Regions from separate parts of the Homo sapiens genome. Here region 2 is linked to region 1. The links are chromatin loops, found by intact Hi-C in ENCODE. Cell type or tissue: dorsolateral prefrontal cortex. All regions are shown on one strand. Links, peaks and the distances in the headings refer to the core of each region. The heading gives the core; the rest is flanking DNA.

Region 1 (12,867 bases), core at 1-8,000:
GTGAGGCCTCAGACACACAAGGAGGTGTGGAGAGGATGCTGGGATGCATGCATGGATGGATGGATGGATGGATGGATGGATGGATGGATGGATGGATGGCAGATGGCCAGATCGACGGATGGGCGAACAGAAGAACAAATAGACCGACAAGCTTCCCAGGATCAATGTGCTGGGCTTTCTCTGCCTGCCCCTTCAGATCCACTCTCCACTCTTCAACCTTGCTCTGCACCCTATGAGGCTGATCTCCCCCAAATGCATCAACTAAACTCCCTTGTCCTCTGGCTTTGGGTTCAGTTTGGCCAACAGGAGGCCCCAGCAGAAACAGAAGGTGAGAGGGAAGAGATGCCAGGGTATTTCTCCCGCCTGGCTTTCTCACTGCCAGGCCGTAGGTGGCAGAGGCTGTGCTCCTCCAGCCATGCTGCTGTCAGTCAGCCCTCTCGGACAGCCACAGGTCTCTCTCTCCTCCTGCAGGCCTGGTGGGAATGAAGGCTCCCCATGTTGCTAGCTCTGTGGTCTACCGCTGTGCCTTGCAGGCACCTTACTCCTGATCACATATCTGTTCCTTCACTAAACATCTCCAATCACCCCTGTGACAGATGCAGGTGGTGTGGGGGACAGAGAAGGGCTGGATGTGTGTGGCTGCCCAGTGTCTCAAACCCAGCCCCAAGGCCCCAGGTGTCTGGATTACTGCAGCCAGCTTCGCCAGTCCCTGGCTTTGAGTCTCCTCCCCTCCTATCTCATTGGACTCACCTGGCATTCCTGCCTTGCCACAGGCCTTTGTTGGCTTCCTAGAGCCTCCCTCCTCTTTTTTTTTTTTTTTTTTTTTTTTTTTGAGACAGGGTAACTCTGTAGCTCAGACTAGAGTGCAATGGTGTGATCCCAGCTCACCGCAGCCTCAACCTCCCAGGCTCAAGCCTATCCTCTTGCCTCAGCCTCCCGAATAGGTGGGACTATAGATGTGCACCACCACACCCAGTTCACTTTTTTATTTTTTGCAGAGACAGGGTCTCACCATGTTGCCCAGGCTGGTCTTGAACTACTGGGCTCAAGTGATCCACAGACCCTGGCCTCCCAAAGTGCTGGGTCTACACTTGTGAGCCACCGTGCCTGGCCTCCCTCCTCTACTCTTTCTACTCCCTCCCCTGTTCTCTGCCCTGCAGCCACACAGACCTTTCAGTGCCCCGGACACAGCATGCTCTTTCTGGCCACAGGTCTTCAGTGTATGTCCCCCTTTGCACCTGACTCTTATACACCCATCAAGCCTCAGCTAATGTGTCCCTTCCTCTAGGAATCCTCCCTACCTTCCCAGGCTAGGGCTGCACACCCCTCCTTGGGGCCTTGCAGCACACCCGAGGCTCCCCTCTCCAGGAGTTGACGGGCTGTGTGGGAATGGCTGTCCACAGCCCTGCCGGGGTGTAAGCTCTCCAAGGGCAGGGCTGTCGCCCCCACTCTCACCTCCAGTACCCAGCACAGGCTGTAAAGGTCTGGAGAATGCGCGAATCGATGAATGGATGGATAGATGGATGAACTGCAGATCAGGCAAGATCTGTGGACAGATGGGGTTTGCCTTACCCACACCGATAGCCAGCAATGCATTTTTCCTGAGACCAAGAGAGAAGTCATTTCACTTTCTCAAAGTGGGTGAGCTCATTGGCTGAACCAAGATGAGAAGCCCAGACCTTCACTCCCAGTCCTGGCTTCTCTGCAACCCCCCACCCTGCTGCCTCCACTTACCCAAGTGTCTGTACCTGCAGAGGTCCGCAGACCTCTCCCCAACCCCACTGAAGTATGGGCTAAGGCTCAACCCCCAGGAAGAACCCTCCAGGAAGAGATTGGGAGGGGAGGATCCAAGACAGTGAGGAGAAGAGTGGACAGAGACATGAAGAGGCTGATGGAGAGGTAGGAAAGGGTAGGCAGCACGGACCCAGTGTGTGGTCTGCACACTCGATGTAGATATTTGGTGGGCAGATGGTCTCATTGCCTGAAAGGAGAGAAGATTATTCCTGGAATCTACGATCACTTCCCCTGTCCCCCACACGCCCAAATGTAAGCACATACATGCATGCACACACATATGCACACATTTGCATAAATGTGCTTGAACACCACACACACAACCCCCACAAATACGCAACCACGGATATAAATGAGCATGCACGTACACAAATACATATTAACATGCACACAGGCATCTGCATGCCGGCATTCCCACATGCATATGTGAAACCATGTTTAAAAATCCCAAACACTCACACTCACACGGGTACAGACACATACACATGTTGTATACATGCACCTGCCTGTGCACATGAGCAGTGCCTTGCCCCGGGAGGCTCTGGAGCCTAGCAGGGTGGCATGGAGGGCTGGCTGGGGGTGGGGTGCCCACCTGGCATGTGCACCATCCGGCAGTGGCAGCGCTGAAGCACGGCCTCCTTTTCACAGCGCAGCCGGCAGGCAGACACACTGTAGGCCGAGTAGCCCTGAAGCTCAGGCTCCCTGAGCTCACTCTCTGCGCGGCAGTTGCCCCAGGGCTGGGGCAGGTAGGTCAGCTGCAGAGGTGGGGCATGATGAGGTCATGCTCAGGAATCCCACCCAGTCCTCCAGTGCCCACAGCCCCAGCAAAGTCAACACAGCTGGCAGGCTCTGAGCTTCTAGAGGGCAGGTTTGCTCCACATCCCCTCTGAGCCCAAAGGCGAGCCCTGTGCCCAATCCAGGGCCTAGCAGGAGATGCTCACCCGCTGTTCCTGGCAGGACACAAAGGTCTGGAAGCCTGGGGACACCCCGAACCCCAGCTGGTGGATGTAGGGCGGCTCCTCCTGGCTGTGGATCTGCACCCGAATACCTGCCTCAAACGACGTCTCATCTGCACAGCAGAGATGGGGACCTTTGGAAACCCATCCCAGGCAGAGGGCCCAGGCCCCAGTCCCCAAGGTGGCCCTTGTCCCTTTCCGGCCTGCGTACTTGTCTCCCTCCAGATGGGCAGGTACTCCTCCTGCTGGATGTCCAGCATGATCTCCAGGCCACTGCCCATGCCCCCTGCCCGGCTGGGCAGCGAGCTCCGCGGGTCCGCGTTGAAGGTGTAACACTTCCCATAGCGAGTATAGACCTGGGAGGTGGGGTGAGAGAGCAGGAGGGGAGATGAAAGGAGTGGCCAAGGCAACTCCGAAGTTCCCTGCTCCCTGCTGAGGGCCACCAGATCTGCTTGGACACTCCAGTCCCGTATCCTAGCAAGCAATGTACAGCCCAGCCTCTCCAATCAGCGCCAACTTTTCTACTGATGGCCTCCCTTAGATGATTAGAAAGCATCTCCAACCCAACAGCACATCAACACCTTCCCAAACCCTGCCTTCCCCCCACCGTTTTCCTCCACCCTAGTAAACCACCCCACTATATCCACCCAGTTTCTCAAGTCGGAATTTCTGAAATCTCCCCTTCCATCACTCCTGCATCCAAGCCAACAGCTAGTCCTGGGACACTTCTTTCTCTTCTTTTTTTTTTGAGATATGGTCTTGCTCTGTTGCCCAGGCTGGTGTGCAGTGGCACGATCTCGGCTCACAGCAGCCTCAACCTTCCAGACTCAAGCCATCCTCCTGCTTCAGCCTGACAAGCAGCTGGGATTACAAGCATATGCCACCAAGCCCAGCTAATTTTTTTTTTTTTACTTTTTATTTTATTTTTGTAGAGACAGGGTCTTTCTATGTTGCCCAGGCTGGTCTTGAACTCTTGGGCCCAAGCAATCCTTCTGCTTTGGCTTCCCAAAGTGCTGGGATTACAAGCATGAGCCACCACATCCAGCCTCCAGCCCACTTCTGAAATACATTTAGAATCCATCCACTTTCCTTCCTTCTCCAGCAACCCTCATTTTGCCATCTCCTCCTAACTGCTCTCCCACCTTGGTCCACCCTTGCCCCTCCCTACCGGAAGCCATGGTGCCCAGTCCACAGTGCTCAGATCCAATGAAACCACTAACTGACTTACCCAACAATAGCTTCCCATTTCCCACATAATGAAGTCATGCTCCTTCCCTAACCCAAAAGTGCCCATGTGATGTGGCCCTTGCCTGCCTCTCCCACCACCTCCCCCACATGTCTGTGACAAGTTCAGACACCTGGACTCCTTTTCTCCTCGGGCTTTTGTTGTTGTTGTCCCCTCTCCTGGAATGCCCCCGCACACACACTCATGGTATGGCTAGCTGCCCATCACTGAAGCCTCAGCATGTCACACTCCTACATCACACGGCCACATTCAGTGTCACCGTCCATGCATCCACATGTCTGTTGGTTTGCTCAAGGTACTTATCAAGACCTGAGATGATCTTGTTCATCTACTTGTCTCCTGTCCATTGTCCATCTCCCTCAATGAGCATGTATGCCGCACAGGAGCAGGAGCCTGTCTGGTGTCCCCAGCCTCTGGCCCAGTGCAGGGCACAAGGGACACTTGAATGAGCAGTCTCTGCCGCACAGAAGCCCGGCTCCCTTTTCCTCTGCGGAGAGTTCTCCTGCATGGACAGCAGATGGCGCTGGCGCCCCGGAGATGGAAGCCCAGGCTCCCGCTGGGGATTTAGCTGCCACCAGGAGCTGCGCAGCGGCAGGGGTGGAGAACAGGCTGAGGGAGAGGCGGGTTCTAGTTCCCCCCTGCCAGGCTTCCCTAACAGAGCCGAGCCCCTGGGTCAAACCCATCACAGGCAGCACCTTCCCTGAGGGCAAGGGGTCGGCGCACTCAATCACTCTCTCCCGCTCCCCCTCCCCTCTCCTTGGGAACATTTCCCACTGGTAAAAGCTGGAAGAAATGGCAGGAAGCGGTGTGGAAGGAAAAAGAGATCCTGAATGCCTGGCTACACAGGGGGAGTGCAGAAGGGAGAGAGGCTGGGTGGAGGGCAGCGAACCAACTGAGAGTCCTCCTGAGACCTCCTAGGGGGCAGGGTGAAGTCCCCATGCCTGAGAAGTAGACCACCCTGCTGCAGTGCTCTGGGAGTCGCAGCCCTGATCCTCCCCTCTCCCACAGTTCTTCTACCACCCAACCACCCTGCCTCCCGTTCCCGAAACAAAAACGTGTGCACCACAAACAAAGCACCCTGAGTTTACAGAACACAGTGCCGTCTACCGTTGCACACATCCCCTCAGTACCAGCTAGGTGTAGTTATCCCAACTACTTCAGATGAGGACATCACAGCTCAGAGAAGTGAAGTGACGTCCAAAGTCACACAGCTGGGAAGAAGGAGAGGTGCACCTCATCGAGGGGCGAGGCTCCAGCTGCTCCTGCAAACCATTGCTGGCACCCCCCACTCCAAGCCTAGCCTACCTCGGGATCCAGCTCCTGCCCCAGCCCCATCCAGGTAGATGAGACAGGAATGGGCCCCAGTCCCGTCCCTTTCTCTTCTCCCATTCCTCGTTCCCTCCTGCATCGTTCCTCTGTACCTTCCTCACCCTTTCTTCTCCATATCGGCTTCTCTTCAATTCCTTTCCTGTCCCCCAAGTCCTCTCCTTCCCTCAACATCCCCCACACACCTTTACCAGCTCCCAGATTCAAGTCCTTGACCCCACAGGTATCACCCCTGCCCTCCTCCCTGCTATGTATCCATCTGTGGGGCAGGAGTGGGTGTCATGGACAGCTCAGGAGCACTCAGTATGCCCCATGCACTGTGCTAAACGCTTCACATGTTCTATCTGGATGAATCCTCACAACTACCCTGTGAGGTGGGTACTATTATCTCCCCATTCTACAGAGAAAGAAATGGAGGCTCAGAGAATTCAACTGGTTTCCCAAGATTTTCAAGCCCAGGGCTTAAACACTATTGTGCACACAAATCAGGGGGATCTTTTTAAAGTGCAGAGTCTGGTAGAACAGATGTGGGGAGGGAGCTGGACAAGGCTGAGAGTCCATGGGCCACACTGTGAGTAGAAAGGCACTAGGTAAAGGAGGAGAACCCAGCAAGACAGCCCGACTCTAGACCTGTGCTCTTATCGCAAGTCACTGGAGGTGGAGGAACTCTGAAATGGGCCTGGTGCAAGATTCCTCTATCCCATCCAGGTGCAGTGGCTCACACCTGTAATCCCAGCACTTTGGGAGACCAAGGAGGGCAGAACACTTGAGGTCAGGAGTTCAAGACCAGCCTGACCAACATGGTGAAACCACATCTCTACTAAAAATACAAAAATTAGCTGGGTGTCATGGTGGGCACCTGTAATCCCAGCTACTCAGGAGGCTGAGGTAGGAGAATCGCTTCAACTCAGGAGGTGGAGGTTGCAGTGAGCTGAGATCACACCACCGCACTCCAGCCTGGGCAACAGAGTGAGACTCCATCTCAAAAAACAACAACAACAACAACAACAAAAAGTCCAGACCCCAGGACTCACGCATGTAATCCCAACACTAACACTTGGGAGGCTGAGGAGGGCAGATCACAAGGTCAGGAGTTTGAGACCAGCCTGGCCAATATGGTGAAACTCCCGTCTCTACTAAAAATACAAAAATAAGCTGGGTGTGGTGGCGGGCTCCTGTAGTTCCAGCTACTCAGGGGGCTGAGATAGGAGAATCGCTTGAACCCAGGAGGCAGAGGTTGCAGTGAGCTGAGATCACGCCACTGCACTCCAGCCTGGGTGACAGAGCAGGACTCTGTCTCAAAAAAACAGAAAAACAAAATTCCTGGGTCCTGGTGGTGTGGGAAATGCTGATGGGAGGCATATATTAGTATTTGTAGAAATCTGAAAGTACTCAACCTCTTCCTATTTCAAACCAAGAAGATGCTAGAATCAGCTCTTGCTGACACAGCCAGTTTTGCGTATATGCTCCAGTTGAAAGGCTAAAGAAGGCATGGGCGACGTGGGGTACCCACGTTATGAGCTCCTCACTCATGTCCCTCAGCATTCAGCACCACCTCGGCGGAGCCCTGACTGCCAGGCACCGTTGTGGTGTCTCTGAAGCTCAGCCTCACCCATGGGACCATGAACTCCATGTGACCAGGAGTCCTGTTTCCCTCTTGGCATCCCCAGAGCCCAGCGAGATTTGCAGAAGGAGGTATGAGGTGGGAGGAAGGAAAGCAAACACTATCAAACATCCCGACTTTGTACCAAGTCCTGTGATAGGTGCTTTTGATCTATTTTCTCCTTTGAGTCTCCAAGAAACCCATATGAGCTAAGTATTTTTGCCCCCATTTAATGATTAGGTACCTGAAGCTCAGAGAAGGAAAGTGACTTGGCTAAGGGCACACAGCAAATAAATGACAGCCGAGATTCAAACAGAACTGAACCCCAGGTCAAAGCACAGTAGGTGCTTATAGAACACCTGGTGGGTGTTCAGTGAATGAATGGCTCTTGGAGGCTCCTGACTCTCGGAGGGGCTGGGGCAGCGTCCCTACCTGGTACCTCCAACAGACACACACAGACACATGCTACATGGAACCGAGCCCACCCTACACAGGGCAGAACGAATGCCCAGCTGGCGAGGGTGGTGGTTCCTTGGCACACAAACCCTCAAGGTGGCTGTGCAGAGTCGGGGTGACAAAGGGAGATGGGTGGAAGTTGTCTGGGTCTCAGGGATACTCTGCAGGGAACGGACTGGCCAGACTGGCAGGAGGAGGCCACCTGCACAGCCCGGGTCAGTCCTGACTGCTGGTCAGAGCACAGCGTTGCCCAGGAGACAGTCCCTGGGCCAGGCAGGCAGGGGTGGGTGGAGCCATCAGCTCCTAAGTGGCAGAACTCTGGTGGCAGCACAGCCCACAGCTTCTTCCATGGAGACGGCACGGCAGCTCTGCCACAAGGTCCCACAGGTTGTCCACTGCTCCCTCCCCATGGACTGGCCCAGGAAGAGGGGGCAGTATGCAAAGGAGTTGAGAGTCCAGGGTCCGGTCACGGAAAGGGGAAGGTCGTGGGCCAGGGAGTGTCCTGATGGCAGAGGGGCTATCTCCAGATCACCAGCTCTCAGCCTCTGGGCCGTGTCCCCATCTCAGACCCCCATGTCCTCCTTTGGTCTGGCCCTCCCTCTCTCTCTGCCTTAGCTCCAGGTCCACGCTCCTGGCCCTAGCTGGGGCATGTGTCCTCCCAAAGCCCCTCCCGGCCTTGGCTGACAGCTCCTAGACAGGACTATGTCTGTGCTGTACACTGACACTCAGGTCCCCTCCCCCACCTTCCTTCTGGCCAGCACCTGCCTGTCCTTCTCTGATCACCTCCCCTTTAGTGTTGGCCTGAACCCCAGCCTGGGTCTGTCTGCCTCGCTAGCCTCTGTTTCCTGATCTCAGTCTGTCTCTCGAGTCCTTCTCTATCCGCCTGACCCGTCTGTCCCTGCCCCTGATCAGTTATCCACTTGGACTCTGTTTCTCTGCCCCTGCCCTCTGTTGACCTGTCCATCCCCTTGGCCTCTTTCTCTCCCATTGTCCTGGATGCCCCCTGACCTTTTTGTCCCTTGCCCACTGCACTCTCTATCCTATTTGCTTTCTTCTCTATCCATCCCTTAGTCTGGCTGTCGAGTCTCAGCCTCTTGTCTTCCTCCTAGACTTTTCCCTGGGCCTGAGGCTCCCCACCCTGACCCAACATGCCAGGAACCCCTCTCCAGGTGCCCTCCACCTCCTTCTCCCTGGCCCCTCTCTCTCAGGGTCTGCCTGAGACAGTGATGAGGGGTTGGGAGAGAGTTGTCCAGAGCTTGCTCCTCCTGAGAGCAGTGGCTTCTCTCAGCCCTCGGAACTCTATCTATTCACAGCTTCCGTTTCTCCAGAAAGCTCTCTCCCTGGCTGGCTTGCTTGCATCCTCCCTCCCTCGCAGAGCCCACAGGGTTAACAGGCAATTAGCGGGGCCAGGGCTCAGAGCTGTGGCAGGGGGAGGGCCCTGGGCCTCCAGGAGATAAGAAGCAGCCAGGAGATGCTGAGGCCAGGCTAATCCCAGAGCTAATCTTCGGCCTGGGCTTTATCTCCACTGCCTTCTGGGCACCCTGCCTCTGGTCCCGGCACTTCCCCTGACATTCTTCCATGGTATCCCTTCCCCCAAATTCTATCAGCTCTCCCCTTGATGGGGTCCACCCCCATGCCTCTCTCTTAGGTACCCCTGGAATGAATTCTTCTGCCCCTAGGTCCAGAGAGGGCCAGTGGAATGGGGTGCATCTTCATCTGCCCTGGACTGTGACCAGCACCCTGGGGTGGAACAGCTCCCAGGGCCTAGCTTTATTCAGGGGTGGCCCAGTATCCAGGTTCAAAGCCTCTTCCTTCCCTATCCTTTCCAGGTGCAGAGGAAGGAAGATGGCACCAACCAAAATGCCTGAGGTGTCTGCGCTGCTCAGAACTTCGAGGTCACTCAGTCCAATCACTCATTGTACAAAGGCAGAAACAAGCCTAGAGACGGCAAGGTTCAGATCCAAGGGCATGCAGAAAACAGGTGCAGATTCAGAAGTGGACCCCAGGTTCACGGGCCAACATCACCTCCCTGGGAGTCAGCAGGCCCTGGTTTCAGCTCCAGCTCCATCACAGATAGCCTGTGTGACTTAGGTTAGTAAAGTGATTTATCAACTTCTCTGGGCCTCAGTTTCTTCATGTGTCAAGTAGAGACAGAAATCCCTGCTTATTTCACAGATTAGTTGTACATCTCAAAAGAGAGGAAGTATGTGAAAGGCATTTGCAAAGTGCAGTCATATACGTGCACCAGTAATAAAGGTTTTGTAGAGACCAGCATGAACCAAGCTAGGGCAGAGATTGATCACTATGTGGTGCTGGAAATGGATACACAGGAGGCTCATAACATGGGGAAAGGGGCATATATTTTGTAGGCTGACAGAACAGGGTTCAAATCCAGCCTCTCCCACCAACTTTGGACAAACAACCTCAGATGTGTGATTAAACCTCTCTGAGCCTCGGTTTGCTCATCTGTAAAAGGGGAATGGTAATTCCTCCTCCTAAAGTTACATGAGAGGATTAGAGATCAATTCAGTGATTCCTGGCAGGTGCTCAAGGGAGGGGTGAGGCCCTTTGGGGAATGGAGCTTCCTGCCAGGACAGTGCAGCCATTTTGATCTTGGATCCCCACTGGGCGCAACCTCACAGGGCATCAAGCACCTTGCAGGCTCTCTCTGCAATTTGGGAGCGGCTTAGAGGATGGAGCTCTGTCACAGCGAAACCCCCAGGCTCTGAGATATGGCTCTCCTACCAGATGGAAAGCCCAACCTAGTTTACATCTGGGCCTTGCCCTTAGTTAAGTCTGTGGGATTCAGATTCAATCAATTAACCTCTCTGATCCTCCATTTTTCATCTGTAAAATGGCAGTAACAACAGGCGCCCTTCAAAGGTGTTATGAGGAAAGACAGAATGTACGTAAATCATAGCAACCACTAATATTTACTTAGTGCTTACCTCTGTGCCAGGCACAGTTCTAAGCACTTTATATAGATTAACCCCTTAACCCTCACAAAACTCCTATATGGCAGTAGTCCTATCGTTTTCATTTTACAGACAGGGTAACGGAGGTACAGAGAGGATAAGGAAGCTGACAGGGGACCAGGCAGTCTGGCCCTGGAGTCCACCCATAGCCACTGTGTGACATACACTTGGCACACAGTACCTACAAATAGTAGGCGCTCAAGAACTGGTGAATGTTCAAACAACACTTACTTTGTCCAACACTATTCATTGAGCCTGTGCTCAACAGTGTCAGGCACTGTGTGCTTGGTGCTGGACATGCAACAGAGAACAAAACAGACAGCCTCTGCCCTCAAGGAGCTTGCTGTCTGGCTGCAGAGACATTCATTCATTCAAAGTACTTATGGGCTAGGCACGGTGGCTCACACTTGTAATCCCGGCACTTTAGGAGGCCAAGGTAGGAGGATCGATTGAGCCCAAGAATTTGAGACCAATCTAGGCAACATAGCGAGACCTCGTCTCTACAAATAATAATAAATTAGCCAGGCATGGTGGCTCACACATGTAGTCCCAGCTACTCAGGAGGCTGAGGTGGGAGGATCTCTTGAGTCTGGGAGGTTGAGGCTGCAGGGAGCCACCGTGATGGCACCACTGCACTCCAGCCTGGGCAACAGAGCGTGACCCTGTCTCAAAAAAAAAAAAAAGTGCTTATGGGGCACTTACAACATAAACACTTTGAACTGCACCAGGCATGTTCACAAATCCACCAGTCACACAAATGGATAAATTGTTACTAGTTGTGATCCTTGTAGTGATGGGGTGACCTAGCCAAGGTCACCACGGTGGAACAGGAGCTCAATTTGGCTTGCAGGGTCAGGAAAAACTTCTCTAAACAAGCCACCTGGCTCACCCAGGAGGGGCATCAGACAATGCCACACTCAAGAAAGAGGAAGACACAGCGCCCTCAGCAGGCTTAGTTCTACACGTGCATACAGGGACCCCCCACCTCCACCGCCACCCATGAGCTTTTCAGGGCCACTTCCTCCCTACAGTGGATCTAGGAGGCAATGGCTGAGGTGTTTGTTCAAATGTAAATGTGTGAGCTGTGGTGGAAGGGACAGGGGAGCCCTAGGAGCCAGGGAGGGCTGGGGGCCGTGGAAGAAGGCTGTGGTCCCCGGCGGGCGCCGCGCTTCCACGGGAGAGGAGAACGGGAGGATGAAGGCCTCCGGGACCCAGGTAAACGGTCAAAACCATTCCCCAGGCAGCGACCGCTTAGGCCTTACACCCTAGAAAGTCAGTTTTTAATTGGTGAATTGGTAAGTAAGTCCTTCCCTGACATTCCCGCCCCTCGATGCAAAGTTCCTCGTCAAGAGTTTTGCTTATACAGTGGAGCACACTCCCACAGCCAGGCGGGAGTTCAGGAGACAAGACAGAAAGAGGCGGCGGGGACGGTGGGTGGGTGGGTGTGCGCCTGCCAGGATCCCTGGCCCCCCGCCCTCTCCCGCACACACAGCCTGGCCGCCCAGGCCTGGCCCACCCGCACCCAGAGGGCCGCACCCACCGGCTCGCGCGCCTCGCCGCCCTCCGCTCCCTCCCGCGGGCCAGGCATCCATCACGGCTCCCGAGCGCCCTCCCTCCCATCTCCTGCGGGCTCCTCCGCTCTCCTCCCTGGGTCTGCCTCATTTGCATTCCCCCGGCTCCCGGCTCCTCGGCAAAGTGACCTCCGCACACAGCAGCGCCAGAGGCTTCCACCGCGGAGGGAAACACCGCCGCCCGCCCCCGCGGCGGCCGGGGAGGGGGCGACGGGGGCGGGGGTCCCGAGGAGATGGATGCGGAGCTGGGCCTGGCTGGCGGGCCTGAAGCGGCCAAAAGGCCCGGGGCCGGGGGCACTGAGGGACTTGGGTGCTCGGGTGGGATTTGAACCCGCGACCTCAGATCCCCAGCCAGGCGGGAGTGAGACATGATCAGCACGAGGCCCGGGAGGCTGCGACCAGAAACGGAACCCCTACTGGGAACCTGGGGCTCCCCAACGTCCCGTTTCCTTCCCCCGTGAGCCCCCACTGGGGAGGGGCCGACCCCACCGGGCAGTCGCCCAGGGGTTCCCAGCCCTCCCCGGGGACCTGCCCAGCCCCCACCCCACCCTCCGGGCCCGCCGAGCCGCCTCCCCTCCCCCCGTTTGGTATTTACACCTTCCACACATTTGTAAGCTATTATCCTGTCCACGCTTAGTCACCGCTGAGCCAAGCGCCACGGATTTAGCTCCTTTAATCTTTCCTCCTAAATCAATCCTCCATTTCCCCTTAATCATCCCGTGGCTCCTCTCTGAACTCTTGCTGCCGCCTCGGCTGCTGCAGCCCGTGCCTATCTCTCTGGAACTGCTCCCCCTCCAACCCAACACCCACGGGTGTCCCAAGGGCATGGTGAGCATTTGAGGGGTGGGTTGGATTTCCAGCGCTGCCAGCCCCAGCCTAGGAGCCAGGGGAAGAAGTGCAGACCCCTGCCCACCTCTTCCTAGAAAACACACCACTGAAC
Region 2 (16,128 bases), core at 5,467-13,466, 55 kb after region 1:
AGCCATGACTGCTCCCTGATGGGGGTAGGGGAGGGCAGGAGGGGAGGAGGGTCCTCACCCAGCAGGCCTCTTATTACCTGACTCACTGCGCACGTACTGGTGACCCAACTCCTCCTGGACGCTGGCAGAGAGGTTTGGTGGCGATAACCCCTTGTCCTTCCGCGGCCGAGAGAAGCCCCAGCGGAGCCGGCTTCGGCTTTCCCCTGGGGCTGTGAAGACTCAGGCCCGTGAGTATTTGTTCAGTCAGTACCAGCAAGTTCCCACCTCTCTGCAGCCCTCAGCCCAGAGAACCAGAAGGAACCCCTAGCCCACCCAGCCCTGCCGCCATTCCTGCTTTCCTCCCCTCCAGCCCTGCTGATTCCACCCTCGGGGCCTCAGCCTGCCCCTGGTGGGTGTCCCCAGCCCTCTGCTCCTCCCACAGCCTCTCTCCAGCGCACCCCACCCTCCTCTGCACCTGCTGCCCTACCCCTGCCCCTCCTCACCTGAGGAGCCCGACGTGGCGCTGGCCTCGGAGCCCAGGGACTCGGCGGAAGGCGTGGTGGCGCCGGCCTGGGCGGCCAACTGGTTGTGCGGAAGGCCAAGGCGCCGCAGACTCTCGCCCTCGGACGTGGCCCTGCGAAGCCGTCCGAACAGCGGCGTGCTGCGGCCCGACGCGCCCCCCGAGTCCTCGCTGCTGCCACTGCGCTGCAATCGGCTGGACAGCCGCTCCAGGGTGAAGCTCAGCCGCCTGCGCATCGCCAGCACCGGGGAGCCCCGCGCCGAGCTCCCGCCCTCCGAGCTCTCTCCGTCCCCGCCGCGGGCCTCCCAGGCCGGGTGGCGCTGCGCGGGAGGGGTCCGCCGCAGCCGCTGGGACAGTGACAGCGAGAGGCGGCGGACGAGGCCAGGCTCTCCGACAGCCCTGAGGTCCTGCACCGAGCGTGAGCGCTCAGGCCGTCGCACCAGCTCCAGCGGGGTCCCCGCCGGGCTGGGCCGGTATATGCCATCCTCCTCCTCGGCCCCACGGAAGGGGCCGCGCTCCTCCGAGCGCGAACGGCTCAGCAGCCGCAGCCCCAGCGACAGGGGCGACTCGCGGCTGCGCTTGAACTTGGCCTCGAACACGGCCTCCGACTCCAAGTTTTCGATGCTGCTACTGAGACTGCTGCCTGGCCTGGGGGGCACCGTGGGAACTCGGGCTTTCTCGGCTAGCACCGGGGGACCCCCGGCTGAGGGCACGCGCTTCTCGGGGGCTCCCGGAGGTGGGGAGGCCACCCTGGCAAAGACAGCAGCGTGGGGCTTGGGCTCTGAAGGCGGCGCGGCAGGGCCCTGCGAGGGGCCCTGGGCGTGGCCTGACAGCTGGAGGGACTGAATGATCTGAGCATAGGGTGTGAGGGGCAGCGCTAGGGTTTGCAGGGCCTGGGGGGGTGGTGCAGGCTTGGAGGCTCGGACTGGTTCTGGCCTGGGCTCTGGAGCCTTGTCTTGGGCAGGCTGGGGTGCGGGGGGCTGCGGAGCATCACTAGGTGTGGTGGCAGAAGGTTCTGCAGACTTAGGGGTACTGGGTTTGGGGGCGCTGGGCCGTGCAGGGCTGGATGGCTGGGCCTCGCTGAGGGCAGACAGGGAAGGAGACTCCTGTAGCCTACGGGCCCCAAGCCTGGCCACGGGGATCTCGAGGGGCGCCCCCGCTCGGCGGTGCCGGCCCCGGGGCTCCGCCTCACCCTGGGAGAAGCTGCTGCTCTTTTGCAGGCCCCGGTTCTCGAGTGGGGGCTGGTGGTGGGGCGCTGCCTCGCTGGAGGCAGCTCGTGCCATCCGGGGGTCCCGAGCACGGCCCCCCAGGCTCTCCAGCAGGGGACCCCTGAGGCCGCTGACCTTGCCATCCTCGGGGCCTCCCCGCAGCAGCCGCTGGCGCAGGGCCTGCAGCCTCTGGGCATACTCGCCCTCACCCAGGCCTCCCCGGGCCAGGCGGGTGGCTCCCGGGCTGGGGCTCCGGCGCTGCGGCAGCTCCACAGACGCCGCCTTGTGCAGGCCCCGGCCCAGCTCCCGCGGCCCGGCCCGGGGCAGGGCGCTCTCAGCCGAGCTGCCCCTGCGGAGCTCTCCCCGCCTGGGGCTAGCCCCAGCTGCGGGCTCCTGGCCTGGGGAGGGGAGGGCCTCTGGGCTGGGAGCCTCCTGGTCCTGAGAGGGAGCCCTTCCCTGCTCCTGCCAGTCCATGGGGGTGGCAGCCCCAGTCTCTGGGGTCCCCAGGGCCTCATCCTCAGTGGGAATGTCTGTGAGGGACACCCGGGAGCCAGAGAACTCGGGCTGCAGTGGGCGGGGCACTGAGGGCAGCTCTTCCAGCTCTTCCTCTTCAGAATCCGAGGAGGATGAGAGCCCCCCACTGGGGGGTGGCCTTCTGGGCATGGTCACCCACACCCGCTCTGGGGGGGCCCGCAGCAGCTCGGGGATGGGGCGCAGCACCAGGTGGCATTTGTAGCTGATCTGGGAGCGCTGGAGACAGGGTACTGGAGTCAGACCTGAGGGACCCCTGGGGCAGGATTGTCCCCCCCAGGCCCACCTCAGCCCTGGGGAAGAGGCCTGAGCATGCAGAGGGTCAGGGAACAGGCAGGAAGCTAGGCATGGAGCCAGTGAAAGCGAGAAGACAGGAGCAGGAGATGAAGGCCCACGGGAGGGGGAAGGCAGTGCTAGAGAAAAGGAGAAGGTGGAAAGCACAGAGGCTGGCCTGCCACACTTACCTGCCACCTCCGCCGGGAGAGGAATAGCTTCAGGTGATCCGTGCTCACCTCTGCGCCCTTTGCCTGAGTCTGCAAACCCAGGAAAGAGGGCTTGAGGGAAAGCTGTCAACCTAGACCCTCCAGGTTTGGCAACAGAGAGACAAAGTCCATGGGGCGGGGTGGCAGGAGAGAGTGGATCGAGCAGCACTGAGTCTGGGCTCCTGGGGGTCCCCTTCCCCCTGGGTCTGTCAGGACAATGCCTACAGCCAAGATGCACACCTAAAGACAAATCCCCTGAACCCCCCAGGGGAGAGGCAGGAAACTGGTGGCTCCCCTAGGTAGGCTTCTGAGCTTCCACCAGGGCTCATGGCCCTGTCCTGGTAAACCAGCTGCCCTGGGAGGCCTGTGATCTTAGGCCCTTTACCCGGGTCCTGGCTCCCCAGCTCCCCTCTGTCTCCATGTAGGGCCAACACCCCAGACATCTGGAGCCTTGGTGGTCCAGACCAAGACGGATGCTTCCCTCAGCTACCCACCCAGGCTCTCTCTTCTGGAGCTCATTTCCGGTCTGAGAAAGAAGGCTCTTAATTCAACTCCTGATACCCGAATGACCTCAGCCTTCAAGTGACCTGGCACAACCCTCCATGAACAGTTTATTCAGGCGCTCTTTCCAGACTCATTTGCTGAACCCCCCCTCCCAAATCCCCAAGACCCCATCAATGCCTGGCACTGTGCCCTGAGGCACTGGGGTTTGAAGATGAATGAGTGAGAACCGAGAACCTGCTCACATGAAGCTCATAACCAAGGGGCTGAGACTGCCTGGTCACCCCCAACGCTATTGTGTGGGACCAGTGCAGGACAGAGATGGACAGACAGAAGTCAGGAAGACCAGGGTCTGGTCTCAAGCATGGGGGAGAACTCCACTGAGGACGCCCAGGATGGAGAGGTCCAGACGTATGCCCTGGAGTCCAGTATGTATACCCCCAACTCCATCACTGATTAGAGCCTGTTTCCTTGTCAACAAAATGGGACTAATAATGCCTTCCTTTGCAAAGCTATTGTGAGGCTAATACGTCATATGTACATACAATGCCTAACGTGGTTACTGCACACAGTAGGTACTCAATAAATAGAGCTGTTAGTAACATTCTCTCTCCCTCCACCTTTTGTGCCACCACTTTGCAGACTAGACTCACTTTGAACCAAGGATGTTCTAGGGTCTCTTCTGCGGTAGGTCTCCTGTGAATGAATGAGGATTAAGAAGGGATTTATCGTTCAGTCATCAGTGAGTCAATAACTGAGCAAACAGGGCTCCTAAGGAGTTGGGGGCTTGCATGTCGAGGGGCAGGAGTTTGGGAGTAGCAGGCAGGTGGTATGAGGGTGACCCTGCAGGTGGGGGCTCCCAGGGCCTTGTACTCACAGCCGGTCCTGCACCAACACTTTGATGAGGAAGCCCCGGGCCTCCCTGCTCAGGCTCAGGAATGTGGTCTCCTCGAAGGCCACGTTGTAGTTTCGGATGTTCATCAATGTTGTCCGGTCATTTTCCCCAACAAACGGGGAGATTCCTGTCAGACTGCAGGGGTGAAGAGGGCTGTCATGAGGGGCAGGCGGGGACAAAGGGGAATGTCAGTGGGGGCACAGGGCTGGGGACAGATGGAGGCTCTGGGGTTGTGAGGATGACAGAGGCTGGGCAAATGTGGGTAAGAGGTGAGGCTGCGGACTCTCTCCTGCCCTGTCCCCTCCCCAGCCCCCCTGATGGGCAGGGAGGTGGTGCTGCCTTGGGGCCTAGTGGCCTGTGCTTTAGAGGACCTGTTCCATCCCTCCTCCAGTGTGGCCTCTCCATGAGTGAAGAGTCTGTGCCAAGGGGATGTGCCCACCCTGAGCTCCACTCCCATCTAGTCCAAGTTTTGGACACTCAGAGCCAAGGAGTTCCCTGCCTCCATGGCCCTGAGCCTGCGCTGGGCTCTCTCCATCTAGGGTGCCCACCTCTTATGGAGGGGTGTGGGGACAGGCAGAGTGTGGGCATGCAGACAGGGGTGTCCACCTTCATGCACATGAGGCTCCTTGCAGTGCAAGAAGGAGTGGGGGGTGCGGAAGAGAAGGGGGTGGGCTGCAGCCCTGCAAAGGTTAGGGGTAGACCTGCCAGGAGACTGCTGGGACATTGCAGAGGGGTCCTTACCAGAGGAAGGCAACAACACCCACAGGCCTGTGGGAAAAGGAGAGTGATAGGTAAGAGGACCGCCCCTCTCTGACTGGAAGGGAGCAGTTCTTTGCTACTGCTGACCTGAGTGAGCTGTTACCTCCCTGGGAACACTGCCATGGACAATGGGCACAGGAGTGGCTTCTTCAGGGAGGACCCTGAACCTACAGGTCCAGATATGCCTGGAGAAGTCCAGGGTCATGGCAGGGCTGGCCCAGGAAGCCCAGGGAAGCCTGGGAACCAATGGGACCATGCCTGCCTTACTGGAGGAGGCAGGCTGAATGCTGAGGGGAAGGCCCGGCTTCCAGGGGAGACAAGGAGTCAAGGACTAACAGGGCTGAGGCCTTGAGAGAATGGGGCAGCCCTGACTCACAAGGGGCAAGGAGTAACATGGGCAGGAGACCCTGCAAACAATGCCTCCAGCCCACCTTCAGGAGGAATTCAGGCTCGGTAAATCTCCCTGCCAGTGAGCGCGTCCCCAGCACAGCCCCAAGGGCAGCTGCCCTGGTCGGCCCAGCCCAGCATGCCAGCCTTACCAGATGTCAGTGACTCCAGACACGGGGCTCTGATTGACAATCTCGGGTGCTACAAACTCAGGTGTGCCATACTGGCAGTACTGGGGCTCTCCTGGAGTCAGCTCCTGGGCATTCCCAAAGTCACAGATCCGCACCTGCTGCTCGCCCGCAGCACCATCCCACACCAGCAGGTTCTCAGGCTGGAAGACACAAGGCGAGGTGTGCGGGCCAAATGAACAAGGAAGGATGCTTCACCTCCTGGCTCCCACAGGGGCTGTCTGCTCTCCAGTCCCCACCTCACCTTGACATCGAGGTGCAGCACGTGGCTCTGGTGCAGGTAGTGTATTCCCTCTAGCACCTGCCGCATATAGGCCCGGATCTGTGGAAATAGTGGGCCCAGAGTCTGAGGGGGAAGGGTGGTGTATGTCTGAACACCTCCAGGGCGGCAAGCGGTCCGGCTGTGCCTGTGGAGTAGCCTTCAGATGGCTCGTGGAAGGGGCTGAAACAGGTTTGGGGTTGCAAAGATCCAAGGCTACCATATGCACCGGAGGGTACAGCACAATTATAGGGAGGAGCCATTGCGTGGTAATAAGTAGAATTGTGCAGTGCACAACATGTACAGCCTGACGTGGCAGGACTGCAGTGAGATCAATAAAATCTAGGTGGGGCTCCTTCCAGGAGAAATGTTTGGGGGATGTTTATGTGATGAAGAGTGGGAAACAACAGTTAGGAGCTGGGGTGGGTTTGCTGAGATTTAGAGAGAATAGCACAAGTCTCAGATAGATGGGGGTCTGGTATCATTGGGTGGGGACTCTGCTGCCTACCTAACAGTGCTCTCCACCTCCACCCCTGGCTTCCTGTGGGCACAGATGGCACACTCAGGACCCATTTGTTGGTTCTCAAAGCTCAGGTGGGTGAAGGCTGGTGCCCAACCTGGCCCCTGCCACCCACTGCCCTCACCTCAGACTCACACACGGTGGGTTTCCTGGCGATTCGCTCCAGCAGCTCCTCTGTGCAGCTACATCCCAGATCAAGGAGAACAGTGCCCAGTGCCAACTGCCCGGCCCAGCCCAGCGCTCAGGGCAGGTCCCAGCTCAGCACGGGGTTCTCCTTCCCCTTACAGAATGCTTGATACTAGCCAGAGACTGCCTCTCCGCTCCTCCACGTGTACCCCCTCCCCACCTCCTGTCCTCTGAGGGCACAGGTGGGTCATCCCTGCTTGAACTCCCACTTTCTATGGGATCTCAGACAAGTCACTTCACTTCTCTGAGCCTAGGTTCTCCCAGGAGTAATATGGGAATAACATTTCCTTTCCTGCCCACCCTGTAAAGCATTTATAGGGATCAAATTACAGCAGAATTTTGTTGACTGTGGATGGAACTTCTTGACTCTATTTGAGAATGACCTAGAAGATCCATGACATGGAATAATTTGTCATTTTGCTGAGGTTTGAATTCAAACAGTGCAGGCAGGAGGCTCATGTGCAGGTTACGGTCACCCTGCTACTGGGGTGATGAGCCAATCACCCAGCATCCTTACCTCAATGTGCCTTTGCTTAACCACAGCCTTCATGAAAGGGTAAAATCTGTTCCTTATGAAAACAGCCTCTAAATAAAGCCAAGTATTGATCTGAAATGGGGTCACTACAAATATGCAGATGCATTGTACTGCATTTCATGATGAAAAGCATAGGCCATGTGCTAGCTCTGTGACCTTGGGCAAGTTATTTAACCTCTCCATGCCTGTCTCTTCATCTGTAAAATGGGGATAATACAAGTTAATAATAAAATTCCAGGAGATAGGAATATATGGGATTAAATAGGTTAATATTTGTAAAACTCTTAGAACACTGCCAGGCACACACATTAAATGCTATGAAAATTTAAGCTAACAATGGGCTTAAAACTGTTGGTTTTCATAGAAGTCTCCAGATGTATCCCTCCCAATTGTCAATTGGGACTACTTTGTAAACTGTAAAACATGTTGCCTATTGGATGTTACAAGGACCAGTCATTTAGGCATGGATCCCCCTAGCCCCCAGCCTGTCCCAGGATACAGCTCGGTGACAATGACCAGTCCCCGGCGCCTCTCGAAGGCCTCATGGAAGTAGAGGACACAGTCGTGCTGGAGCCTGGCCAGCAGCCGGGCCTCCCGACGCGCTGATGCCTTTGGCTTGGCCTGGCTGGGGATGAACTTGGCCGCAAACTCCAGGCCGGAGCTACGCTCCACTATGCGCCGCAAGTAGGAGAAAGCACCCCTGGTTGACACAGGGAGGGGGTCAGAGATCAGCCATCACTGTGGCCCTCTCCACCCCTCCCAACCCTCAGACCCAGCAGCCTCTCTCGGCCCCCACTGGCTTCCCTCCTAGCCCCACACCTGCCGATCTCCTGGTGGATGTCATAAAAGTCGCTGAGTCTCCTTCCTCGATGGTCCTCATCCTCCCCGACCCCCTCGACCTCCATAGCTGTCTGAGCTGGGGCAGAGATGTCATGGTGTTAGGTGGGAGGGGAAGAAAGCAAGCAGGCCAGAGACTGGGACAGGTGGACAGAAGAAGAAGAGAGAAGAGGTGCAAGAATGTTGGGGGCTCAAGGCGGGGTGCTGGGCTGGGGGTGTGGTGGCTCGAGTCCAGGGCTGGCTGCTTCCTGGGCAGAGCATGGAGGGTCACATCAGATTCCAGGGGGTGTGCGCTTTACCTTTCTCCGGAACTCCTGCCTACCTGAATGCACAGCCAACTCTGCTTTGCAGGAGACCTCACCCGCCAGGTTCTGGGCGGTGCAGGTGTAGACGCCTCCATCCTGGGCCCCCGTGCTGAGCACCACCAGGGAGCACTCATTCTCCTCGTACACGAAGCTCACATGGCTGCTCTCGGTCAGCAGCACCTCGTCCTGCAGAGTGGGGTCTCACCTTCAGCCTGGGCCTGGCCTCATCTCTACCTTGGGGCCAGGGCCTCATCTCCTACTCTGGGCAGCGCATCTCTCACCAGGACCCAGAGTCAGCTCCTCCCTTATCTCCCACAGAAAGCCCTGCACCCCTCAGCTAGTCAGTCCTCTGCAGCCCCTTTCCTCCTCCTAACCACGCCTCTGCCCGGGCTCCGCCCTCCTAAGGCCTTCCAGGACCCTCCCACGCCCCCAGGGAGCCCCTCCTCCCTCCCCCAGGCTCAGCCAGCAGCACACTCTGACCTTGTACCACATGATGTCCGGCAGTGGTTTTCCCTCGACCACCACCGCAAAGCGAGCAGTTTCCCCAGCCCCCACCTCCACGTCCTCCATGATGGACTCAAACCGAGGGGCCTCTGAAACACATGGGGATAGGGGTGGGAAGAGAAGGGGCTAGGGGCTGGCTTTACCCTGCCTCCTCAGCCCCTCCCAAGATCCCCCATCAGTGACTGGCTCAGTCAGAACGCTAGACCCCCGCCTCCCTGCAAGCCACCACCCCCCACCCCCACCAACTGGGACAACAGAGTTCCCTGCCTGGACCAAGCCCCGCCCCGCCCCGTAAATCCAAACGTGATGTTCTCCAAATCTGAGGAAACCTGGCACAAGGTGCAGGCTTGCTTTGTTTGACCTTCTGTATTAATTTGGCAGCTTTGAAATTAGGAGATTTTCACACACAAAAGAAATCTGGATTTCCTGCCTCTCTTGAAAAATCAGGACTGGCCATCCTGAGTCGCTCCCCTCGCTGCATGAATCCGCGGGAGAGGAGTGGCCCAATGCTGCCCCCTGTGGGTGGCCGCCCTTCTTCACAGGGCCACCCGCTGGCTTCTGACTACCTGAACTTGGCCCCTGCAGGTGGCTCAGCCTGTGACCCTGAATTAAGCTCATGGATGGCATTGCCTCTACCTTGAAGTTTTTTCACTGAATCTTTGAAAAATGTTTAGAGGGGCTTCTATTAATAGCATCTGGGAGATGGCAAGATGAACAAACAACCCCCAAATACTAACCAAACCATCTAGAAATGGACTCTCAGTATCTCCCACATGTGGTTGTGATTTCATTCTCCATACATATCACATGGTCATATGATTTCCTGGTAAAGCAGCTTCTAATTCTCATGATGGAATTAAATACACATTGCAATGTGCTTTGCAAAGGAGCCTGTGACTTCCAGGTGTCCCCCGCCAGCCCCCACCCCCCACCCCAGCGTGTTTGAGCATCTCAGACTGAGGAGAAGTAGGATGAGTCAGGCACTTGGGAAGGCAGGGCGGCCGGGTGTGGACCCCCACCCTTCACAGGCACACAGACAACGGGGGAGGCCATCCCGGGGGTGGGGAAGACACTGCAGTGAGGTTGACGTGGAGGAAGGGGGGCCACCACTCCACTTGCCCTGTCTGGGTGTGGCTGGGTGGGGTCTAGTGGAATAGGGGTGTCAGTGCAAGCCCCAGCCCCATCAGAGCCCTGACTGGCTGGGCTCAAATGGGGCTCCATCGGTCACTGTTCCAGCTAGGCTGTGCTGCAGGGCTCTCAGGGCCAGGGGCTCCCCAAACTTCAGGGCTCCTCCTATATCTGGGAAGAAAGGTGAGTCCTGAAGATGGACTGTCAAGGAGTAAAGTGGTGACTGAGTGGAGAGTGCTAGGGACAGGGCAGGCAAGGAGGGAGACACTTAAAAGAGCGCCCAGCACCCCCACCATCTTCACAGCACGGCCAGAAGCGTTCCCTGTCTCTTTGTTACACACCCTATTGCCACTTATCTTCCACTTCACAGACGCCTCCCCTCGCCTCTAGGAATCCTGTCCCCCATGGGCTGGGAGGTGGTGGGGGCAGTCTATGAAGGTCAAAGCACCGGAAAGTTTCAAGTGAGCTTCAATGGTTTTTTGAAAGCACCAGAAAATGTCCATTTACCCATGATAAGATTGCCTGTGCTAAGTAAAATGTCACTTTCTTTGCTTTTGGTTGGAATTGTATTTACTCAGCAGGTAACCCTGTTTAGCCCATGTTGATCAGGAGTTCTGAGTGGCGGTTACATATGTCTAGAGTTAATTAACAAATTAGAAAACCAAACAGTTACTACCTAATGCATTAGGTAGTAACTAGTTTGAGAAACTACATCTTTAAAGGAAAAATTATAAAAAGAATCCTAAGGCCCGAGGCGGTGGCTCACATCTATAATCTCAGCACTTTGGGAAGCCGAGGTGGACGGATTACTTGAGGCCAGGAGTTCCAGACCAGCCTGGCCAACATAGCAAAACCCCATCTCTACTAAAAAATACAAAAAATTTGCTGGGCGTGGTTGTGCAAGCCTGTAGTCCCAGCTACTTGGCAGCCTGAGGCACAAGAATCACTCGAACCTGGGAGGTGGAGGTTGCAGTGAGCCGAGATGGTGTGGGTGACAGAGTGAGATGACTGTCTCAAAAAAAAAAAAAAAAAAAAGAATCCTTGCTGCTGCAAACATTGGGAGGCTCTGTCAAACAGGCTTGTGCCGAAGGGCGGCCAGGATTCTCAGGGCTGGCAGTTCGGTGATAAGATGTGCCCATGGGTTTCTTTAAAAACCAACTTGGTCTTCCCATGTTTGTTATATCTGAGATACTATTTCCTATTATGTTTAACACAGGAGCTAGGAGTCAGGCAGCCACACTTGAACCCAGCTCCTGTACTTATTAGGTTCTGTGAACTTGGGCCAGTTACTCTTAGCCTCGGCCTCAGTCTCCTCATCTGTAAAATGGGGATAATAACCAACCCCAACTCACAAGGCTGATGTAAACATTAAATGAGGCAATACATGTAAAGTGCTTAGTACTGAGACTGGCACATACTAGGCTCAATACATCTTTTTTTTTTTTTTTTTTTGAGACAGAGTTTTGCTCTTGTTGCCCAGGCTAGCGTGCAATGGAGCAATCTCGGCTCACTGCAACCTCTGCCTCCCAGGTTCAAGTGATTCTCCTGCCTCAGCCTCCCAAGTAGCTGGGACTACAGGCACCTGCCGCCACACCCAGCTAATTTTTGTATTTTTAGTAGAGATGGGGTTTCACCATGTTGGCGAGGCTGGTCACGAACTCCTGACCTCAGGTAATCCACCTGTGTCGGCCTCCCAAAGTGCTGAGATTACAGGTGTGAGCCACCGCGTCTGGCCAATAAATCTTGTTAGTATGATTGTTGTCATTATTACTAATATGGTATTTGTATAGCCATGACATGGACAGGCCTGACCAGAGGACATGGGTTTGGATCTGCAGCAGTGTCAGGCAGGTTGTGTACCTGGGGGTGTGAGTAGAGAGCTTTGGGCCTTGGAGGGAGGCTAGGAAGAAGGCCCGCTGTCACCCACCTGCCAGCTCCAATGTGACCGAGCAGGTCTGTGTGCCGTGACGGTTTCGGGCGGTGCAGGTGAGGGCCCCCATGTCCCGGCGGCTCACCCGGCAGATCCGAAGACAGTACTGGTCATCATCTGGCTGGCTCAGCTCGTACACACCGGCCCGTGCCTCTAGGAGGGCCCCTCGGCAGCTAGGGGACACATGACAGGGAGGTCACCCAGATCTTGCCCCAGGGCATTCCGGCCAGGCTGGGCCAGACCTGGGCTGCCACATGTGGGAAAGGGGCCCACCTCCTCCAGACGACCTGGGCCTCCACATGGTTGAATGTGACGGTGACGCTGGCAGGCTGTCCCTCCACCACATACACGATGTCTGGTTTGTCCAGCATGGCAGGGGCCTCCTCCAGGGTTGGGCCTGGGAGGAGGAGAGCGCAGGCTCTGTGCTGGGCTTGACATCAGGTCCTCAGCACCCACCACTCCTCTAACACCCCTCATCAACACTTGAGTTCCGTTTTTACAGATGGGAAAGCTGAAGCTCAGAGAGGTTTAGCGATTTGTCAGGGGAACACAGCCAGAGAGCAGCAAAGCTGAGGTTGTGGGGTTGGACCCCAGCAGGCCCGATCCCAAAGCCTGAGCTTCAGCCACCGTGCCCTGCTGCTTTCAGGAGGGAGAAGGAAGTGTACAGATGGGCCAAGGTCCCGCCCGGCTAGGCTGCTCCTGCCAGTTACCATGTCCAGGCCATCCCTTGAGCCTCCACCACAGGGCCCCCATTCCCCATCCCAGCAGCTCCCACCCCCACCCGACAGGAGCACCCAGGCTCACCGTGCTCCAGCAGCTGCACAGGCTCAGAAGGGGGTGAGGGCTTGCTGCTGCTCTTGACAGTGGTGCTGAGGACCCGGAAGATGTGCTGGACCCCCTTACGCAGCCCTGTGGCTGCCCACCCTGGCTCCCGCAGGCCTGTGACCAGTGCCGTCCACTGGTCCGAGCCCAGCACCTGGTGCTGCACTGTGTACGTCAGGGAGTCCGGGTCTGGCGGGAGAGGAGCTACTAGAGGCTGCTGTTGCAGGAGCAGTAACCCCTCCCCATCCAGCTGGCCCGGGACCCTGGAACTCATCATTAGTCTGCTCTGATGACGTGCCTCAGTCTCTGCTGTTGCTTCCTGCCTGTCCCCCCATCTGCTCTTGCCCAGCCACTTCCCTGGGAGGTTAAGAGCCAACAAGGTACCAGTACAGGCACAGATGGGGCTGGAATTGAACTCTAATTCCTTGATACCTGAGGTAGGGAAACTGAGGCAGAGCGGGAGGAGATCCTGGACAAGACGAGGAGAGGGCATTTGCAAGTCCTGACCCAGGCACCCACTCTGAGGATGGGAAGGGAATGTGGCAGTGCCCCGTGCCTCCTCTCCTCACCCAGAGCAAGAGCCCCATGCAACGTGGAGAGAAGACGGGCAAAGCTGGTCCCACCAGCATTCCATCAGCTCCTGCCCCTGCCCATCCGCTTCTGGGGCCTGGCCCCCATGGTGTCCTGCCTGAGCCTGCCTTCTCCACACCCCTTCCCCACCCATGGCCCTGTGCAGCCCTGACCCACCGATGGCCATGTCCAGACTCCTGGGGGGGTTCCATGTGAGTGTGACCATCCTCCCCGTCACAGCCACCACCTGCGGGGCGCCATCTGGAGGGCCTGGGACCACATCTGAAAGCCGCAGTTCGAATGTCTGCTGGGTCCAAGGGCCCAACAGCCCCACAGGATCACCGAGCCTCAGGGCAGGAGGCTAGGGCCTGGGGGCTCAGCCGCAGGGGCAGGGGCAAGGCAAGAGGGTCCCCAGGGGATGGAGGGGAAGGGAGCTGGGTGGAGGCCCCTTTCCCTGAGCCCCCACGTAGTGCCAGAGGCCAGGCTGTGCGTGCAGCTGACCACGAGGGTGCCTGCCTCACCTGTGACATACAGGTGGGCATAGCAGGCAGCTTTGCCCAGCTTGTTGGCAATGACGCTCTTGTAGACACCGGCGTGCTGAGGCCCCACGGCAGGGAACACCAAGCGATGGACATCCCTGTCTGGGAGGGGAGGGACAGTGACACTGGGCCTGAGCCCGGAGGATACCTTGAGGGGTAGGCCCATGCCATCCCGGGCCTGGTCCCTCACCCCCATCCACTGCAGGGAGGAGGCGAGTGGGCAAGGATGGGGCAAGGATGGGGCAGGCAGCAAGAAGTGCATCCATGGTGCAGCAAAGTCTGGGTCTGGGCCCGGGCTGGCTTCCAAGTCTACATCTGCCCTGGCCCCTCTGGTCTGTCCCTCCAGTGTGTCAGGCCAGGCAACTTATCATCTTCTCTTCCTCCTACACTGGGCCACCCTCTGGGGTCCCTGCCTCTGTTGACTGGCCCCTCGTCTTCCCACCTCTGCATGGTCACAACCTCTATGTCAAAACTCGAACAAAGCTTTGTTCCCAAGGCCCCTCCCCTAAGCCCTTCTTCTCCATCCCCAAGGCCACTGCCATTCTGTCTCCAGCACAGCTGCAGGGAAGCCCTCCAGGAGGACAGCAAAGCCCTCAACCCAAACTCCCTGCCAGCCACGTCTCTGTTGCTCCTCTGCATCTTGATGCTGGCTAACTATCAGGCCCCTGAACGAGACACCGAGTTCCATCTGCAGGTCATTGCTCACAACATTCCTCCCTTGGGGAATGCTCTCCTCTTACCTAAGGCTTCCTTGTCCTTCAAGACATAGTTTAAGTGGGTACAGCCCATGAAGCCCCCCTGCCCCTGGCCCGCTCTCTACCCCTCATCCTCTGACTCCTCCCAGGACCCCAACCCTCTCGCCTGCACATCGATGGGCACTGGCCCACGCTGCTTTTCATGGGCGGGGGCTCTTCCTCTTGCATCAGTCATAGCTCCTGACCTGGTCTGCAAGCTCCTTAAAGAGAGGGCTGACGTTGTCAGATCTGCTTGTCCCACCAGACCCAGAACCTCACACACAGTAAGTACCAAATACATTCTATGATATATTACAAGAGTTGCCTGCTCTGTGCCCAGCCTATACCAGGTACCTGACATGCTTTCCCCCTCGTGAATCCTTGCAACAACTCTACAAAATTATCCCCATTTTACCAATGAGGTCAGAGATATTGACTTGTTCAAGGTCCCACGGCTAATAAATGATAGTTTGACCTTGGTACCATGTGATTCCAAAGCTCTTTCCCTACTCCCTGCTCCCTGGATGATAAGGAGGCTGTCTCTGGCGAAGACACAGAGAGGAGGCCTGCACTGTCCTCCTTCATGTCAGGGCTGTCCCTAGACACCCTTCCCTTCTCTTTGCAGTTATCTCTGCATAGAACAGTCACCCATTCATTTATCTCTGCTGACACTATTTATAAGAGAAGAGAAGCCAAGGGCTGCCAGTGACCCCAGATACAGGCAGAAGCGGAGACGCCAGCTTAGATCCTGAGACAGACACTCACCCAGGGCCTCAGAGCAGACTGGGAGACAGGGAGGCCTGCTGCTGAGAATGACAGTCATGGGAGGCTGTGGGCAGGGGTTGGAGCCGGGGTGGCATCACTGGAGATGGGCAGGCGGGTGGGCAGGGAGGATGCAGCATGGGTGACAGGGACATCCTGGTTAAGAGCTGGGCACCAGGGTCAGACAGTCCTTTCTTGCCTCTTGGCAGCTTCCTGTATCTCTCTAAGCCTCAGTTTCCCCATCTGTAAATGGGGCTAATAGTATCCGCCTTATAGGCCTGTGGCAAGGTAAGATGGTCCTTGTCATACCTTTAGCTCTCAGGACCTGGCACTTAGAAAGCACTTAATGAAAGTGATCTTTGTCATGTTGCAGCCATAAGAGGAAATCATCGTGGGTCAAAGAGTGGGCACTGTCTTATGGGAGGGGGGCAGACCTTCTCACACAAGACTCAGATTCCTTCAAGGATGGAACTGAGATGCTCCCATAAGAAAGTATCCCAGGCTAAGAGGACACCAACCCAAATACGTTCCTCTGTGTCTCCCCTGGCCCCTTCTTCGTTATTTGCTATTTGTTAGCAACCCTGGACAGAGCATCCCTTCCATGCCAGACACTGCCCACACCTGCTTTTTCATTGCAATGTCTCCAGGAAGTACCACCGCTGATGATAATGGCTACTAAAACAAGAATACTGAGACTTCACACCTCCCAGCTGCTTGCCAGGTGCCAGGCCCTGCTCTGGGGCTTATATGCATTAACTGATTTAGTCTCGTAACAACCCAATTACAGATGAGAAACTGAGGCACAGAGGGCTTCTGTAACTTGCTCATGGGCCCGATGCGGGTTAGTAGCAGGCAGTACTGCCTGCCCAGTCAGTGCTAACGGGCACTGAGGGGTGACTCAGCAGATGAGTGCTGTGTGGGCTTGCAGGGGAGGCAATGACCTCACAGTCCCTCCGGGTTCCCTTCCCCCAGGCACCCTGTCCCTGGTCAGGCTACAGAGGAAAGGCCTGGGGAGAGCTGGGGAGAGGGGCAGGGCATTGCAAGCCA

Evidence for each region. Hi-C counts contacts between places; a loop is a spot of excess contacts. Peaks named below come from ENCODE experiments on the same cell type or tissue, not always from the same donor. Only the 100,000 strongest peaks of a DNase experiment are listed, where the experiment ranks them.
Region 2: a loop joins it to region 1, with 5 times the contacts of the local background. A loop is called at or near these places in 93 of 110 quality-filtered maps.

Annotation. Positions count from the first base shown.
Region 1 is chr2:219,521,997-219,534,863 of GRCh38, reverse strand. ASIC4 (acid sensing ion channel subunit family member 4) reads right to left here. Exons shown (of 10, transcript NM_018674.6): 2 at 2,962-3,106; 3 at 2,736-2,863; 4 at 2,387-2,549; 5 at 1,925-1,981. Among named protein-coding and RNA genes, the nearest start is that of ASIC4-AS1, 11 kb to the right of the region's middle. RefSeq lists enhancers at 2,024-2,621, 10,953-11,453, 11,454-11,954. In dorsolateral prefrontal cortex, for the core only: CTCF peaks have their summits at 4,289 and 4,518 (motif pointing right); a DNase peak (open chromatin) is centred at 4,533; H3K4me3 peaks cover 512 bases; H3K27ac peaks cover 319 bases; H3K27me3 peaks cover 2,808 bases.
Region 2 is chr2:219,469,427-219,485,554 of GRCh38, reverse strand. It overlaps SPEG (striated muscle enriched protein kinase), which reads right to left. Exons shown (of 41, transcript NM_005876.5): 14 at 13,568-13,687; 15 at 13,224-13,328; 16 at 12,459-12,665; 17 at 11,928-12,051; 18 at 11,652-11,827; 19 at 8,573-8,685; 20 at 8,110-8,278; 21 at 7,770-7,866; 22 at 7,450-7,650; 23 at 6,354-6,411; 24 at 5,695-5,772; 25 at 5,415-5,593; 26 at 4,858-4,884; 27 at 4,099-4,251; 4 more. It overlaps ASIC4-AS1 (ASIC4 antisense RNA 1), which reads left to right. Exons shown (of 2, transcript XR_923921.2): 2 at 3,146-3,823. Among named protein-coding and RNA genes, the nearest start is that of SPEGNB, 19 kb to the left of the region's middle. RefSeq lists enhancers at 495-1,296, 8,183-8,890, 9,598-10,305 and a silencer at 8,974-9,268. In dorsolateral prefrontal cortex, for the core only: a CTCF peak has its summit at 9,114 (motif pointing left); a DNase peak (open chromatin) is centred at 9,104.